Regions from separate parts of the Homo sapiens genome. Here region 2 is linked to region 1. The links are chromatin contacts, found by Hi-C or POLR2A ChIA-PET in ENCODE. All regions are on one chromosome and are shown on one strand. The core of a region is the stretch at or near the end of the contact, and the rest is flanking DNA. Distances in the headings are between cores, read along the strand shown.

Region 1 (5,920 bases), core at 1,884-4,383:
CAGCTGCACCAATATACCCTGCCATGCAAGTGTCTTGGTTTTAAACCTGCTACCGCCACCACCCCCCGCCCCGCCCACCACTTTACCAAATTATTCATGTTGGCCTGATTTTCTTACTCTTCCATCTTTTCTGGCATTTTTTGGGGTGTGTGTGTGTGTGTGTGTGTGTGTGTGTGTGTGTAGCTGCTTTAGAGACATTCTGCCACCTTTCTGGACTTCGCTCGATCAGGGAGAGTAGGCAGATTGTGATTGGAATCTTTTTTTTTTTTTTTTTTTTTTTGAGACAGAGTCTCTCTCTGTCACCCAGGCTGGAGTGCAGGGGCACAATCTCGGCTCACTGCAAGCTCCGCCTCCCGGGTTCACCCCATTCTCCTGCCTCAGCCTCCCAAGTAGCTGGGATTACAGGCACATGCCACCACGCCCGGCTAGTTTTTTATATTTTTAGTAGAGATGGGGTTTCACTGTGTTAGACAGGATGGTTTCGATCTCCTGACCTCGTGATCCGCCCACCTCAGCCTCCCAAAGTGCTGGGATTACAGGCGTGAGCCACCGCACCTGGAGTGATTGGAATCTTAATAACCTGTCAAAACAGCATTTAAATCTCATTCATGTTATTTTCCATCCTTCCCATGGAACACAGATAGCCAAGAAGACAAATAAAAGAGACCCCAGGCCAGGCACAGTGGCTCACGCCTGTAATCCCAGCACTTTGGGAGGCTGAGCTGGGTGGATCACCTGAGGTCAGGAGTTCGAGACCAGCATGACCAAAATGGAAAAACCCCGTATCTACTAAAAATACAAAATTAGCCGGGCATGGTGGCACATGCCTATAATCCCAGCTACTCAGGAGGCTGTGGCAGGAGAATCACTTGAACCCGGGAGGTGGAGGTTGTGGTGAGCCGAGATTACGCCATTGCACTCTACCCTGGGCAACAAGAGTGAAATTCTGTCTCAAAAAAAAAAAAAAAAAAAGAAAAGAAAAGAAAAAAGAAAAGAAAAAGAAATACAGTAACGTGAAATCGAGCTACTTCTAACTTTTTTTTTTTTTTTTGAGACGGAATCTTGCTCTGTCACCTAGGCTGGAGTACAGTGGCGCAATCTCAGCTCACTGCAACCTCTGCCTCCTGGGCTCAAGCAATTCTCCTGCCTCAGCCTCCCAAGTAGCTGGAATTACAGGAGCCCGCCACCACTCCTGGCTAACTTTTGGTATTTTTTAGTAGAGACGGGGTTTCACTGTGTTAGCCAGGATGGTCTGGATCTCCTGACCTCGTGATCTGCCCACCTCAGCCTCCCAAAGTGCTGGGATTACAGGCATGAGCCCCCGCACCCGGCCTACTTCTGACAGTTTTATGGTGTGTGATATAGGATATAACATGATGTATGAAGCTCTTTGTAATAATTTTTAATTTTGAAATAGCTGATTCTTTGGGGATCATTTAATACATAATTCCATAGGTTTCAGTGAAAAAAAAAAAAAAAAAGAGATCTCAGGGTTGGGCAAGGTGTCTCATTCTTGTAATCCCAGCAATTTAGGAGGCCAGGGTGGGAGGATTGCTTGAGCCCAGAAGTTTGACATCAGCCTAGGCAACATGGCAAGACCCCATCTATACAAAAAGTACAAAAAATTAGCTTGGCGTGGTGGTGTGTGCCTGTAGTCCTAGCTACTTGGGAGGCTGAGGTGGGAGGATCACTTCAGCCTGGGAGGTCAAGTCTGCAATGAACTGAGATTGCTCCACTACACTCTAGCCTGGGCAACGGAGTGAGACTGCTTCTCAAAAAAAAAAAAAAAAAAAAAAAAAAAAAAAAAAGATTTGATGGAGGTGAATTATTCTATGGATGTTTGTTGGCTAGTTTTCTAGGAAGAGGGAATGGCTAATGCAAAAGCCCCCAAGTAAAGCCTGCTCTGGAAAAGCAGCAGAGCATCATCTGGGTAGAAAGCAAGTAAGTGAGGAGGAAAACATCTGAGATGATCAGAGTGGGCGTGAGGGACAGATAGGTAAGGGCCTTGTAGGTACTTTAGGTTTTAGATTTTTACTCTGTAGGAAACGGAAAGTTTTAAGCAGATAAGGAGATGAGCTGACTTAGGTTTTTTTTTTTTTTTTTTTTTTTTTGAGATGGAGTCCCTCTCTGTCACCCAGGCTAGAGTGCAATGGTGTGATCTTAGCTCACTGCAGAGCTCACAGCTCCCGGGTTCAAGCGATTCTTCTGCCTCGGCCTCCTGAGTAGCTGGGATTACGGGCATGCGCCACCCCACCTGGCTAATTTTTGTATTTTTAGTAGAGACGGGGTTTTGCCATGTTGGCCAGGCTAGTCTCGAACTCCTGACCTCAGGTGATCCACCCGCCTCGTCCTCCCGAAGTGCTGGGAGTATAGGCGTGAGCCACCGCGCCCGGCCAGGTTTTAAAGGATCCCTCTGTTTTGGTAGGCGGAAAAACTAGAGAAGACGAGAGACCATTCTGAGGCCGGGCGCGGCGGGTCACGCCTGTAATCCCAGCACTTTGGGAGGCCGAGGCGGGCAGATCACGAGGTCAGGAGATCGAGACCATCCTGGAGAACATGATGAAACCCCGTCTCTACTAAAAATACAAAAAAAAAATTAGCCGAGCACGGTGGCGGGCGCCTGTAGTCCCAGCTACTCCGGAGGCTGAGGCAGGAGAATGGCGTGAACCCGGGAGGCGGAGCTTGCAGTCAGCCGAGATGGCGCCACTGCGCTCCAGCCTGGGCGACAGAGCGACACTCCGTCTCAAAAAAAAAAAAAAAAAGAGAAACCATTCTGTTTCTAAGCATGTGCAATTATGTCTCAGCTCCACGTCATACCTTTTAGTTTGCTGAGCTCGCCAGGTGGCACAGGGAACCGGGACTCCGAATTCGCAGCTCCAGCTCCAGCTCCAGCCCAGCAGGTGGCAGCAGCTCAGAGCAAGCTCCTCCAACGCGAGGCAGCGCCTTCCTTCGCGACCCTACTTAAAGGCGGCTTTCCGTTGGCTGGAGTGGCAGCGATATTATCCAATGGTTGCCTGTATTCGTTCAGCTTTGTCTGACGGGCGATGGCGCAGCCAATAGACAGGAGCGCTATCCGCGGTTTCTGATTGGCTACTTTGTTCGCATTATAAAAGGCACGCGCGGGCGCGAGGCCCTTCTCTCGCCAGGCGTCCTCGTGGAAGGTTCGTGTGCTAGTTAGATGGGCGCCAGGGGTCGCCGGCGGGAAGCATGGAGGGGTCTTTGGGGGCCTTTGGGAACATGGAGTCCTATTCTGTTCCGCCTGGGGCCTCGGTGGCGGCTTGCACGCCCCGAGATGACGGCCGCTGCCCTAGGCAGGGCCGGCGGGCGATTGCGCGTGTCCTGCTCCTCTTAGGCCCGGGACCGCGGGATGGGTGTCGGCGTGACCAGGCCTGAGCTCCCTGTCTCTCCTCAGTGACATCGTCTTTAAACCCTGCGTGGCAATCCCTGACGCACCGCCGTGATGCCCAGGGAAGACAGGGCGACCTGGAAGTCCAACTACTTCCTTAAGATCATCGTAAGTGCAGGGTGGGTCGCCTCTGCTCTTCATGTTGCCCCAGCGCAAATAGGGACAGTCAGCTGCTATGTGCTGAGGGTCTACTCACACCGGCTACTGAATTAGGCCATTTTTGGGAAAATACTGTTTAGTTAACAATTTCCTGAGATAGGTCCCTTCTGTTGCAGATAAACGGGCTCAGGCAAGTTAAGTGGGTCCTAAGATGACAGCATTCGTATCCAGGTCTGTCTGGCTTCTAAAAGAGCGCGCTTTATACTTTTTTTTTTTTAAACGGAGTCTCGCTCTGTTGTCCAGGCTGGAGTGCAGTGGCTTGATCTTGGCTTACTGCAACCTCCGCTTCCCAGGTTCAAGCGATTCTCCTGCTTCAGCCTCCCGAGTAGCTGGGATTACAGGGGCGCGACACCACACCCAGCTAATTTTTGTATTTTCAATAGAGACAGGGATTCACCATGTTGGCCAGGATGGTCTCGATCTCTTGACTTCATGATCCACCTTCCTCGGCCTCCCTAAGTGCTAGGATTACAGGTGTGAGCCACCGCGCCCGGCCGCACATTACAGTTTTACTCCATTTTTGAGAAGGTCTGAGGTCAGGAATGACTCATTGTAAGGAAGCAAGCTGTTGCATATTTAGGACCTGTCAGCCAAGAAACTTAAGTGTCCAATGACTTTTGGATGGCCTTTGAGGTGGGTCTCCCTTGCCCAGAAATGCTGACTGTACTGCGCTTAAGCAATTAGGCAGCATTGTAGAGCATAGCTTGTATTACATTTTCCCACACTTAGAAGGTTTTCAGACACAAAACCCAAAGGAATTGTGTAACAATCCGGATAAACACGCCTAGATTGTTTTTACAAATAATAATGTTGCTATATTTGCTTAACGTGGTGCTTTTAATGCTGTGAATCTAGCCCTCCTCTTGACCAACTTACTTGGAACATTCCTTTTTTATCCTGTTAACCATTTTAGTGAATCAGAAGCATGCCTGGTAATTGGGAAAAATTAAAAACTAAGTAAAAAAAGAAAAAACTCCTTGATTGAATGTAGAAACCTAATTTTCAGCGTTCATACCCAGCTAGCCAATCATCCAGTTTGGCAGTGTTACAACGTAGCTCCCAATCTCCCTCTGACTTCAAAAGCTTAGAAGAAAGGGAGTGGGATGGAAACAAATTGTGGGGTTCAGTTTCTTCTGGCATTTTTTCCCTCTCTCTTCCTGTTAAACTTGGCTCCTCTGGCTTGTTTTTTGTAGCAACTATTGGATGATTATCCGAAATGTTTCATTGTGGGAGCAGACAATGTGGGCTCCAAGCAGATGCAGCAGATCCGCATGTCCCTTCGCGGGAAGGCTGTGGTGCTGATGGGCAAGAACACCATGATGCGCAAGGCCATCCGAGGGCACCTGGAAAACAACCCAGCTCTGGAGAAGTCAGTTCCCCTGGCAGTTTTGTCCTTTCTCCCCAGTGCCCGTCTCCCTCTTCCTGGAGAATGGTGCTGAAAGGTGATTGTCTCCCATAAACTTCTCTTTGCAGACTGCTGCCTCATATCCGGGGGAATGTGGGCTTTGTGTTCACCAAGGAGGACCTCACTGAGATCAGGGACATGTTGCTGGCCAATAAGGTAAGGGGACAATTGGGTTGGCTAAAGAGACTTTGTTGTTGCTCCTTAAAGCAAAATGGACCATTCTCAGGTTGTGTGAGTGGAGAGGCTTTTCTCACTGTTTGTTGTCTTTGTCAGGTGCCAGCTGCTGCCCGTGCTGGTGCCATTGCCCCATGTGAAGTCACTGTGCCAGCCCAGAACACTGGTCTCGGGCCCGAGAAGACCTCCTTTTTCCAGGCTTTAGGTATCACCACTAAAATCTCCAGGGGCACCATTGAAATCCTGGTGAGTGGACCTGGTTTGCCTGTGCTAACCAGGCAAATGGGGAGCTGCTTTTAGTGGCCATGGATCTGCTGGTTGTCCAACAGGTGTTTACTGCCCCACTATTATCTGGTTCAGAGTGATGTGCAGCTGATCAAGACTGGAGACAAAGTGGGAGCCAGCGAAGCCACGCTGCTGAACATGCTCAACATCTCCCCCTTCTCCTTTGGGCTGGTCATCCAGCAGGTGTTCGACAATGGCAGCATCTACAACCCTGAAGTGCTTGATATCACAGAGGAAACTCTGCATTCTCGCTTCCTGGAGGTATATGCTGTCAGCCTTGCCCCCTCTTACACTGATGGTTGAGAGCATGACAAGGTTCAGACTGAGTCCCTGTAACCAAGGACTGTGTTTTCATCTGTCTACCTACCTCATCTGTAAAATGTCAGTAACAACATAAGATTGTTGAAGGATTTTTTTTTTTTTTTTTTGGAGACAGAGTCTTGCTGTGTCGCCCAGGCTGGAGTGCAGTGGCACAATCTCCCGGCTCACTG
Region 2 (5,920 bases), core at 914-3,413, 3.2 Mb before region 1:
CGCCCGCCACTACACCCGGCTAATTTTTTTTGTATTTTTAGTAGAGACAGGGTTTCACCGTGTTAGCCAGGATGGTCTCGGTCTCCTGACCTCGTGATCCGCCCATCTCGGCCTGACTTTTTTATTTTATAAAAGTAAAATAGGCCAGGCAGGGTGGCTTACGCCCGTAATCCTAGCACTTTGGGAGGCCCAGGTGGGAGGATTGCCCGAGCTCAGGAGTTCGCGACCAGCCTGGGCAGCACAGTGAAACCCCATCTCTACTAAAATACAAAAAATTAGCCAGGCGGGGCGGCATGCGCCTGTGGTCCCAGCTACTGGGGAGGCTGAGGTAGAAGAATTGCTTTAACCAGGGAGGCGGAGGTTGCGGTGAGCCGAGATCATGCCACTGAGCTCCAGCCTGGGCAACAGAGCAAGATTCTGTCTCTAAATAAATAAATAAACAAATAAATAAAATAAAATAAAATAAAATAAAAAGAAACGACCCTCTGAAAATAGTGTGTTTTGTTAATTTGCTTTGCTTTTGTTGGTTGGTTTAATCTATGTACATTCTCCATTGAGATTCTAGTACCTCAGTGTGGAGAAAATGGATACACCTATCACAAGGAAAGCTGCCAATACATTCCTGGGAAAGACAAGCCCCGTTGCTGAGCTTTCTGCCTGAGACTATCACAAACCTCCAGTGAAACCTAAAATAACTTGAGATTTGTTGTGCCTTTTTTTTTGAGACATGATCTTACTCTGTCACCATGGTCCCACTCTGTCACAGGCACCACTCTGTGGTGAGATCTTGGCTCACTGCAGCCTCAACATCCCGGGCTCAAGTGGTCCTCCCACCTCAGCCTCCCGAGTACCTGCCACTACAGGCATGAACCACTGTGTCCAGCTACTTTTGTTTACTTTTTGTAGAGACAGGGTCTCACTATGATGCCCAAGCTAGTCTCAAATTCCTGGGCTCAAGCAATCCTCCTGCGTCAGCCTCCTGAAGTGTTGAGATTAAGGCATGAGCCACAGCGAATGACTCAAGTTTCTACGCCACTCTGCTAATATTCTCAGTAATATGGATTCCGCATATGTGTCGAATGCTTTGTGATTTTCAGACAGGGGTTTCTCTCTTGTTAATTACTCCTCCTTCTCTCACCCAAGTAGCAAGGTGTCTCCAACACCAGCAATTCCTCCCTAGCGCTGTGGAAGAAAGAATGAAGGGGCCGGGCGCGGTGGCTCACGCCTGTAATCCCAGCACTTTGGGAGGCCGAGGCAGGTGGATCACGAGGTCAGGAGATCGAGACCATCCTGGCGAACATGGTGAAACCCCGTCTCTACTAAAAATACAAAAAAATTAGCCGGGCGTGGTGGCGCGTGCCTGTAGTCCCAGCTACTCGGGAGGCTGAGGCAGGAGAATGGCGTGAACCTGGGAGGCGGAGCTTGCAGCAAGCCGAGATCGCGCCACTGCACTCCAGCCTGGGCGACACAGGGAGACTCCGTCTCAAAAAAAAAAAGAAAGAAAGAAAGAAAGAAAGAATGAAGGATTGCAGTCACGTATGTGAGTGCTTCCTAAGTGCTTGAGGTGTCGCACACATGATCTCATAAGCTCATGTTCCTCGCAGCAACCCTGCCACCTGGGTCCCGCTATTGTCCCCATTTTACAGAGGAGGAGACTGAGGCTCGGAGACGTTAAGTAACTTGCCAAGGTGACAGCGCTGGTTACGTGGAGGAGCCGAGGACCCAGCGAAGTGAGCAGGGCAGACATTCTCCATTTTATTGAGAGTCACAGCGAAGTCGGACGCCCCAGGCCCTAGTGACAATTTGCCTGGGAGTTTTCCAGATCCTCAAGCCTCGGGGACTCTGTCGCGCTGCCCCCAGCAGCTGCTTTCTGTTTGGCCGCAGGCTCCAGAAAACACCCTCAAAGAGACACCCGGATCTTCCATCACCTACGATGCAAATTCTACGGCTGGAAAGCACGAGGGTGGAAAGGAAAAAGTTGCGTTCTTTTTACCCCGCTCTGGATTGCACGGTGGAAACTCCGTCTCCACGGAAACGCACCTCCTGGCAGCGGTCGCCAGGGGCGGGGCTCAGGGCGGCTCCTCCCCGGGGCTGCAACTGTTCCCAGGCTGGGGCGATTGCCGTCACCCCTGAACTTCCCCGTTCCTCTTCTCGGCTGCCTCCTTTTCCGTTGTCCCTTCGCGCCCCAAACCACATCCTGGAGCGCACTCTCCAGCGTGGCTGGCAGCGGGGACGGTGCGCCGGGGCGCAGGCCCAAGAGTCGCGTGCGCGGCCCCTTGCACCATCCCCCCGGGCCCACCCCCGGGCCGCGCTGATTGGGCAGGTAGGGACTCTGCCCAGCGGAAAGTTTTGGGTGCCGGGAGGAAGTCTAACCTTTGGGAGACTCCAAGACAGCAGCTCCGAGGTCGGCGGGGGTCTGGGTGGCCATGGAGGAGCCCCCTGTGCGAGAAGAGGAAGAGGAGGAGGGAGAGGAGGACGAGGAGAGGGACGAGGTTGGGCCCGAGGGGGCGCTGGGCAAGAGCCCCTTCCAGCTGACCGCCGAGGACGTGTATGACATCTCCTACCTGTTGGGCCGCGAGCTTATGGCCCTGGGCAGCGACCCCCGGGTGACGCAGCTGCAGTTCAAAGTCGTCCGCGTCCTGGAGATGCTGGAGGCGCTGGTGAATGAGGGCAGCCTGGCGCTGGAGGAGCTGAAGATGGAGAGGGACCACCTCAGGAAGGAGGTGGAGGGGCTGCGGAGACAGAGCCCTCCGGCCAGCGGGGAGGTGAGTGTGGGAGCGAGGGTTCCGGGCCCACGGCGCCTGCGGGGCGTAGGAGGGCACCTACTGGCAGGGAGACGCCTTCCTTTTCTTTTCTCTTCTCTTTTCTCTTTTTTCTTTTTTTAAGAGATGGGATCTCGCTGTGTTGCCCAGGCTGGTCTCAAACTCCTGGCTCCAAGTGATCCCCCAGCCTCAGCCTCCTAGAGTGCTGGGTTTACAGGTGTGAGCCACCCTGCCTGGCCAGAATCTGTATTTCTAACGAGTTCGCAGTTAATGCTGATGCTATTGGCCCAGGGTCCACAGTTTGAGAACCTTTGACCTAGAGCAAGAAACACTTTTTTTTTCTTTTGACACAGGGTCCTGCTCTATCTCCCAGGCTAGAGTGCAGTGGTGCAAACACGGCTCACTACAGCCTTGGCCTCCTAGGCTCAAGCAATTCTCCTGCCTTGCCCTTCCAAGTAGCTGGGAGTACAGGCATGTGCCACCATGCCTGGCTAACTTTTTTGATGTTTTGTAGAGATGGGGGTCTCACCGTTACCCAGGCTGGTCTCAAACTCCTAAGCTCAAGGAATCCTCCCACCTTGGCCTCCCAAAGTGCTGGGCTTGTGGATGTGAGCCACCACACTTGGACAAGAAACACATTTTACCTAAAGAGAAATTAGTGCATATGACCACAAAAAGACATAGACAAGAAGATTCAGAGCAGCTTTAGTCTCAGCTGCCAAACTGGAAACACTCTAAATGCAACCCAATTGAGTTTTGAAATTGTGATATATGGAATACTATGCAACAGAGAAAAAGAACGGGGTGCTGATACACACAGCAGTGTGAATGAATCTCACAGATGTAACATTGAGAGAAAGAAGCCAGGCACTAAAGAGAAACTACTGTAGATTTTTTTTTTTTTTGAGTCAGAATCTTGCTCTGTTGCTCAGACTGTAGTGCAGTGGCGTGACCTCGACTCACTGCAACCTCCACCTCCTGGATTCAAGCGATTCTCCTGCCTCAGCCTCCTGAGCAGCTGGGATTGCAAGCGTGTGCCACCACGCGTGGCTATTTTTTTTTTTTCTTTTTTGGTAGAGACGGGGTTTCACCATGTTGGCCAGGCTGGTCTCAAACTCCTGGCCTCAAGTGACCCACCCACCTCAGCCTTCCAAAGTGCTGGGATTACAGGCCTGAGCCACAGCACCCAGCCCTACTGTACATTTAAATAAAATTCATGAACAGGCAAAATAATTTATAGTTATAGAAGGCAAACTGGTGGTGGGGGGAAAAGAAGGGAAATTGATAGAGAGCTAGAAGTGTCCCATATCTTAATCAGGGTATGGATATAGGGATCTACACATATGTTAAAAATCATCTGGCTGGGTGCTGTGACTCACGCCTGTAATCCCAGCACTTTGGGAGGCCAAGGCGGGCAGATCACAAGGTCAGGAATTTGAGACCAGCCTGGCCAACATGGTGAAACTCTATCTCTACTAAAACTACAGAAAAAAATTAGCCGGGCGTGGTGGCGGGTGCCTGTAATCCCAGCTACTCGGGAGGCTGAGGCCGGAGAATTGCTTGAAACCGGAAGGCAGAGGTTGCAGTGAGCCGAGATCGCGCCACTGCACTCCAGGTTGGGTGACAGAGCGAGATTTTGTCTCAAAAAAAAAAAAAAAGTCTTTTTTGCGGGGACAGCTTTCTCTGTCATCCAGGCTGGAATACCATGGTGTGATCACAGCTCACTGAGGCCTCAAACTCCTGGGCTCAAGCAGTCCTCCCACTTCAGCCTCTCCAGTAGCTAGGACTACAGGCACACACCAACCACCTGGCTAATTTTTGTATTTTTGTAGAGATGGGGGTCTCACCATGTTGCCCAGGCTGGTCTCGAACTCCTGGGCTTAAGTGATACGCCCACCTCAGCCTCCCAAAGTGCTGGGATTACAGGCCTGAGCCACCATGCCCAGCCTAGTTTTTAAAATTCTTGTCGAAACTCATTAATTTTATGACCTACTAGCAGGTCTCCAGCCACAGTTAAAAAAGAAAAACAAAAAAGCTGCTGTAAGTGGACGATGTCTTTTTTAATCCTCAGACTATTATTGTTTTACAAAACTGAGGCACAGAACAGTTAAGTAATTTACCTAAGGACTTCACGGCAAGTTAAGAGGTGAAGTCAGGATCTTAATTCAGAGATGCTAGTCCTAAATACTCCATCCTAAAATACAGACATTTGACCTTACTTGTACTAACATTTGATGAGTGACTGCAGTGACTGATGCTAGGCTCTGGGGCTATGGAGATAACGTAGACAAGGTCCCTGCCCTCAAGAAGCTCACATCTAGTGGGAGAGGTCAGACACACAGTCCTAGAACCAGAATACAAGTATACAAACCAGGCCAGGCGCGGTGGCTCACACCTGTAATCCCAACACTTTGGGAGGTCGAGGCAGGCAGATCGCTTGAGGCCAGGAGTTTGGGACCAGCCTGGGCAAACTGGTGAAACCCTGTCTCTACTAAAAATACAAAATTAGCTGGACCTGCTGGCACACGCTTGTAATCCAGCTACTCGGAGGCTGAGGCACAAGAATCACTTGAACCCGGGTGGCAGAGGTTGCAGTGAGCCAAGATCGTGCCACTGCACTCCAGCTGGGGCAACAGAGCAAGACTGTCTCAAAAACAAACAAACAAACACCAAGTATACAAACCAAGGCTGGGCGCAGTGGCTCACGCCTGTAATCCCAACACTTTGGGAGGCCAAGGCAGGTGGATCAGGAAGTCAAGAGATTGAGACCATCCTGGCCAACATACCCCGTGTCTACTAAAAATACAAAAATTAGCTGGGCACGGTGGCACGTGCCTGTAGTCCCAGCTACTCGGGAGGCTAAGGCAAGAGAATTGCTTGAACCCGGGAGGCAGAGGTTGCATTGAGCTGAGATCACGCTGCTGCATTCTAGCCTGGCAACAGAGCGAGACGACTTCGTCTCAAAAAAAAAAAAAAAAAAGTATACAAACCAAGAAGTAAGCCAGGAAAGAACAGGAACAGAGTCACTGAAATTCACATGGAAGTATGAAGTTTCCCTGTAGCTTCCCTGGTAACTTTCTTCTTCTTCTTCTTCTTCTTAATTATTATTATTATTTGCCTCATACCTTCTCTGACCCCTGGTAATTTATTTCACCTAT

The links. Hi-C counts contacts between places; a loop is a spot of excess contacts on that map. ChIA-PET counts read pairs that join two places held with the same protein, here RNA polymerase II (POLR2A). Pooled maps may share reads with other maps.
Region 2: a pooled map shows a loop between it and region 1 (21-fold over the local background). The contact joins the promoter of RILPL2 here to the promoter of RPLP0 in region 1. A Hi-C loop is called at or near these places in 4 of 50 pooled maps. POLR2A ChIA-PET finds 5 or more read pairs at or near these places in 2 of 52 experiments (BJ and activated B cell).

What each region holds. Positions count from the first base shown.
Region 1 is chr12:120,198,324-120,204,243 of GRCh38, reverse strand. It overlaps RPLP0 (ribosomal protein lateral stalk subunit P0), which reads left to right and starts at 3,133. Exons shown (of 8, transcript NM_001002.4): 1 at 3,133-3,161; 2 at 3,413-3,514; 3 at 4,759-4,934; 4 at 5,039-5,126; 5 at 5,244-5,390; 6 at 5,505-5,690. The coding sequence starts at 3,461. PXN-AS1 (PXN antisense RNA 1) reads right to left here and starts at 2,953. Exons shown (of 4, transcript NR_038924.1): 1 at 2,818-2,953. RefSeq lists enhancers at 2,618-2,977, 3,378-3,447, 4,488-5,429, 5,549-5,920.
Region 2 is chr12:123,432,927-123,438,846 of GRCh38, reverse strand. RILPL2 (Rab interacting lysosomal protein like 2) reads left to right here and starts at 2,163. Exons shown (of 4, transcript NM_145058.3): 1 at 2,163-2,765. The coding sequence starts at 2,427. RefSeq lists a silencer at 2,157-2,416 and an enhancer at 2,258-3,187.